Regions from separate parts of the Homo sapiens genome. Here region 2 is linked to region 1. The links are chromatin loops, found by intact Hi-C in ENCODE. Cell type or tissue: GM12878. All regions are shown on one strand. Links, peaks and the distances in the headings refer to the core of each region. The heading gives the core; the rest is flanking DNA.

The links. Hi-C counts contacts between places; a loop is a spot of excess contacts. Peaks named below come from ENCODE experiments on the same cell type or tissue, not always from the same donor. Only the 100,000 strongest peaks of a DNase experiment are listed, where the experiment ranks them.
Region 2: a loop joins it to region 1, with 2.2 times the contacts of the local background. A loop is called at or near these places in 8 of 110 quality-filtered maps.

Annotation. Positions count from the first base shown.
Region 1 is chr3:122,264,892-122,267,818 of GRCh38, reverse strand. All of the region lies in intron 4 of CASR (calcium sensing receptor), which reads right to left. Among named protein-coding and RNA genes, the nearest start is that of CSTA, 59 kb to the left of the region's middle. RefSeq lists a silencer at 2,631-2,732. In GM12878, for the core only: a CTCF peak has its summit at 1,563; no DNase peak of the experiment used is centred there; H3K27ac peaks cover 793 bases.
Region 2 is chr3:121,882,127-121,885,053 of GRCh38, reverse strand. All of the region lies in intron 5 of EAF2 (ELL associated factor 2), which reads right to left. Among named protein-coding and RNA genes, the nearest start is that of SLC15A2, 11 kb to the left of the region's middle. In GM12878, for the core only: a CTCF peak has its summit at 1,346 (motif pointing left); a DNase peak (open chromatin) is centred at 1,387.

The sequences.
Region 1 (2,927 bases), core at 197-2,696:
ACTTCCCCACCTGGGGACTTTCCGTTATTTTTTTTATCAACTTTTTTGAGGTATAATTTATATACACTCATTTTAAGTGTATAGTTCTGAATTTGGGCAAATGTATATGCTTGGTAACTACCACTGCCACCTTCCCAAAAGGTTCTGTGGTGTCCCTGAAAGTCAACCTCTACCCACTTGCAGCCTTAGGCCACCACTGATCTGCTTTCTTTCTGTCAGTAGAGACAGAGTATCGCATAAATGAAATCATACACTATGTACTATTTTTTTTTAGTCAGTATTCTTTTGCTTAGCAGGACATTTTGTGACCTTTCCTCCAAGGAGTAGATCCTTCTCCGTATCCACAAATTTTATCTACCCTTCAAGACTCGTCTCAAATGATATTTTTTTTTCCTTACTTCAAATCCTAACCTGAATTGTATTGTACTATGTCCTCACAGCAGGTATATAAATAAAATCACATGAGTGTGGAATATTTTCTACTCAAAATTTGTACGTTATCCACTTATAATCAATAAATTATTATGCTTACCAAGTCATATCTCTAAGTCACCTCTTTAAACATCTTTAATATTTCTTTTGGCAGGCTGACTTGCAAGTTTTGCATTTGGGCGTTTTATTTTCTGCATAATATCTTGCCTTTAATTCACATAACAGGGAAGATGGAGATGAAAACCATTTCACTCCTAAGAGCAATGACAGGGAATCTTTAAATTGATAATGATTGATCCACAAAAAAAGCAACATAAGTTAGAAGATAATTTAGATATCTGCCCGAGAGAGAACACTCTTTTTATTATTTATTTATTTATTTTGAGACGGAGTCTCGCTCTGTTGCCCAGGCTGGAGTGCAGTGGTGCGATCTTGGCTCACTGCAATTTATGCTTTCTAGGTTCAAGCAATTCTCCTGCCTCAGCCTCCTGAGCAGCTGGGACTACAGGTGCCTGCCACCACACCCGGCTAATTTTTTGTATTTTTAGTAGAGACAGGGTTTCACCACGTTACCCAGGCTGGTCTCGAACTTCTGACCTCATGATCCACCCACTGTGGCCTCCCAAAGTGTTGAGACTATAGGTGTGAGCCACTGCCCCTGGCTTCTTTTGCTTTTAAAAAGGAACTGACAGTTCCTTTTAAAATGAAATATAAAATTTTACTTGAGATTATTATCCAATATTATATGCTTCCAAATTATTTATTTTATTTGGGGAGTAATATGAGGAAAAAGAATAAACGAAGGGGAAGAGAAACAAAAAAAGCTAGTAGAAAGATCCAAACATAGGAGTACTGCTTGAACCTGGGAGGCGGAGTTTGCAGTGAGCCAAGATCGGGCCGCTGCATTCCAGCCTGGGTGACAGAGCAAGACTCTGCCTCAAAAAAACAAAACACAAACAAACAAAAAGATCTGAACATAGAACATAACATACAGACACAAAGAGACTTACAGGCTCACAAAGAAAACACCACCAAGAAAGACACATAGATCTAAAAGAGGGGCAAATACAGGACATGCATGCACTTAGAAGCTAACATACTCTTTTATGCCATAATATTCCCATCTTGTGGTCTTTTAGGGTATTTCCCCTAAAAGATTTTAAAGTCAAACGGTTGCTCATTATAAGCATAAATGGAAATCACCTCTTGGCACACATTCTTAGTAGCGTCAATTGAATTAAACTGAACATTAGAGACTAGAAACCCCCCCACTCTGGTCTAGGACTTCCAGCTCTTATACAGATAATGAGGGCCAGGTCACACAGATAATGAACAAGATAATGAAGTTCATTATCTTGCCCAGTTCCTGTGGTAAGAGCATGGGGAAGATCCAGGCCCAATTCCCTTCTCTAACGCCAGCCATGTTTTCTTATCTCCCTTCCATCTTCTCTGGCTGTCCTCACAATTTATCCCCCATTCCCCAACTTCCAGCAGTACCAGGAATTCCTAGAAAGATCAGCTCCATCTGACTTCCATCTTCACCATGGCTGCACGCCTGTTTTCTGACTAGTGAGTGTTGGTGTGAGGTGCAGGAGAGTAGGAAGCACACCTTGTGCATGATCATCCTGAGAGAAGAAAGAAGGTGATTTCATACTTACATGATGTTCCACTCAAACTTGATAGTGGGCACGTGACCAAAGCTTGTCCAAACAGAGCCTAGAATACCTTGGCCACAGTGATTGATTCAAGAATGGGTTGTTGGCTCAAACGGTTCCCTGCAAAGGCCTATAGGTAGTGTTGACAGGTCAAATCAACTAGACTGCTATTCACTCATTCATTCATTCAATGAATATTCCAGCGACAGGCATTCTGAACATAGTACTGAACAATACAGGCATGGTTCTGGATCTTATGAAGCTTAGAGTACAGCAAAGGAGTAGTGAAGAGAGAGCTGGGAAGGGATGTGAGGAGGGCTTGGGGGTCTCCAAGAAGAGGTCAGGAGGCAATTGTGAGTTGTATGCTCATAAATCACCTGCTAGTGCTACTTTTGAGGCATATGAGTTGACTGATAAATATTTTTTTGGGGAGAAAGAAAGGAAAAAAATTGTGATTGACCCTTATAACCAGAATTTTAACTAATAAGTGTCTATTTCAGTCAATTAAAGAGCTGTGGAAGCTTAAGCTGGGTATATAAACATCAAAAATGAGGAAGCGAGAATGATCAGAAAATGTGTTGTGGGAATACGATTTGAAAAGACTTCCAGGGGAAAGTGGATTTTGAAAACAATTTAAATGTTCCTGGTGGAAAATGACAGCAGAGATAAAAATTGATGGCCCTTCTGGTGTGGGCTATGGCCTATGCAAAGATGCTGTGCCAAAAACTAATGAGTGATTTGTGAGGAGGTGTCATGCAGGTTGGCTTATAGGGGAAGAACTGAGAGAAGGCAGACATGGAGTTCCAGCTGGAGACTTGGATTAGATTATAGGTGATAAGT
Region 2 (2,927 bases), core at 102-2,601, 380 kb after region 1:
CCAAATATATATGGTACTGGCAGTTGGATATACAAGTCTGGAGCTAAAGGTAGAGGCTGGACCTAGAAATAAAGATTTGAGAGTCATTGATCGTACAGGTTTATCTGAAGCAAACAGACTGAATGAAATCACTTAGGTAGTAAATTACAATGGTTAAAAAAATTCTTATATTTTTTAACTAATCCGCAATCAAAAAAGCTGGCATGTTTTGAAATCAATACCTAATTTAAGAAGAATAGTTTTTAGGCCACGTATAAATTATAAGATGTTTCAGTCTTTTGCATGAACTGCAGAACTGATAACATCATTTGATAAAGAAATCTGCGAGGTCGGGCACGCGGTGGCTCACGCCTGTAATCCCAGCACTTCGGGAGGCTGAGGTGGGCGGATCATGAGGTCAAGAGATTGAGACCATCCTGGCCAACATGGTGAAACCCCGTCTCTACTAAAAATACAAAATTAGCTGGGCATGGTGGCACATGCCTGTAGTCCCAGCTACTCGGGAGGCTGAGGCAGGAGAATCACTTGAACCTAGGAGGTGGAGGTTGCAGTAAGCCGAGATCACGCCACTGCACTCCAGCCTGGCGACAGAGTGAAACTCCTTCTCAAAAAAAAAAATAAATAAATAAATAAGAAAATCTGCTAAAACTTCTTCTGTGCATCTGGTTCTCATGACCATCTCATCACTTTCATTTCTTTTTTTTTTTTTTTTTGAGATGGAGTTTCACTCTTGTCACCCAGGCTAGAGCACAGTGGCGCTATCTCAGCTCACTGCACCCTCTGCCTCCCTGGTTCAAGTGATTCTCCTGCCTCAGCCTCCCGAGTAGCTGGGATTACAGGCATGCGCCACCATGCCTGGCTAATTTTTTTGTATTTTTAGTAGAGTCAGGGTTTCACCATGTTGGCCAGGCTGGTCTCGAACTCCTGATCTCAGGTGAATCACCTGCCTTGGCCTCCCAAAGTGCTGAGATTACAGGCATGAGCCACCTTGCCTGATGCATTTCATAATTTTCAAGGATTAAGTTTCCACTTACAGAACTATTATATGACATAAGAATGTTATATGATGCCTGTAATATGAGTTTTTCAAGCGACACAAACCCAAACGTACTCAGAGTTCCATTTTGCCTTTCTAGACTTTATGCTGTCAAGGTTAGGAAATATTCAGTCAAGTTTTGAAGATATAAGATTAGCCTTTGATTATGAGTTGCTTAGTAAAGAAAATATGTTTTCAATCATAGCTGTAATTATGACTCAGAAAAAGAGAGTTTACCCATAGAAATATATTCAGGCATTTAAATCAATAGTTATCACTGAGAGTAGTACTGCCCCCCAGGGGATGATACAGAAATTTACATGAGGGGTTGCTTGTCCTGTTGGCTGTAGATTGCTAATAGCATTTAGTGGGAGGGGAGTTTAGGAATGCTAAATGTCTTGCAATGGATGAACCAGTCTTGCACAATAAAGAACTCTTCTACATTCTGTGAAATTTTTGAAAGTCGGGTGGAATATGTACTTGGAAGATCTGTTTATAAATTTAAAACCAGAGCTGAAATACATTTTCATAAATTCCAAGTATTGTTTTGCACATATTTAATTGAAACTTACAAGTATGCAGCTATCATGTAAACTGAAGATGATTTTGTTTTGTATTTTTTAAAAACTTTTCAAAAATTTTCTTTTAAAAATAGTTTGGGGCAACACATTAGTAACATCAATGCTGCTCATTGTATTTGGAGCAGCAATACGCATAACAATAGTTGTCTGTATAGGCAGCTGTAGACGCAATTTTTTAATATATATGCATATACTTTTCTAGTCCTTATTTCTACAGGTTAAATAAAAAGAAAAATTGTTGATAATATGAGTTGAATGTTGTTTTGTTTTTCTTAAATCCAAATCTATGCATTAAAAGTAACTGCAAAAACATGGTTACTTCATTGTATCTTCTGATATAGCTATTCTTTAACATTTACAAAGTTAGAACACATATTATTATAAATTTGTTTTTCTTTTGCCTTTATATTAAATTAAATTAATGCTTTTCAAAGATGTATGTACACAGATTATATTAAGCTATGAAATTCATTTCAAAATAGTAAAGGAGAATTAAAAATATCTGTTACAAAAGGGGGTGTTGGGTCTCATAAAGCTGAGCAATGGGATGATTGCAGTAATGGTCAGAGATGGTTTATTTCATTAGGAAACTCCTAGTTTAGATACATCAGGAAAAGAAATTTCACTATTTTTACTTAAAAAAAAAAAACCACCACCTCCCAAGTGGTTATTACTGATAGACAAAAACACTACGGACTTTACTTTCGCATATATCTTTTGCATCTAGTAATCTTTCCAAATTATTTTATTAGTTCTATCGTTTGCTGATTCTTTTGGATTTCCTATGTAGATAATTTACATTCCTACAAATTAAGAGTATTTTATTTCTTGTTTCCAATTCTTATATCATATTTCTTTTACTTGTTTTATTGTATTTGCTAGCAAATTCAATAGAGTGCTCAACAGAAATAACATTAGTCCTCTTTGTCTTGTTCCTGAATTTAACGGGAATGCTCCTAAAGTCTCTATTAGTATGATGTTTGTAGGAGTTCTGTTTTTTGGTAATTAACTTTTATAAAGCTAAGAAAATCCTATTATATTCATCCTTTGGTAAATGTTTTTATTTATTTTACTTTTTTTTTTTTTTTGAGACAGAGTCTCACTCTGTCCCTCAGGCTGGAGTGCAGTGACATGATCTCAGCTTACTGTAACCTCCACCTCCTGGGTTTGAGCAATTCTCATGCCTCAGCCTCCTGAGTAGCTGGGATTATGGGTGTGTACCAGCATGCCTGGCTAATTTTTGTATTTTTAGTAGAGACAGGGTTTCATCATGTTGCTCAGGCTGGTCTTGAACTCCTGGCCTCAAGTGA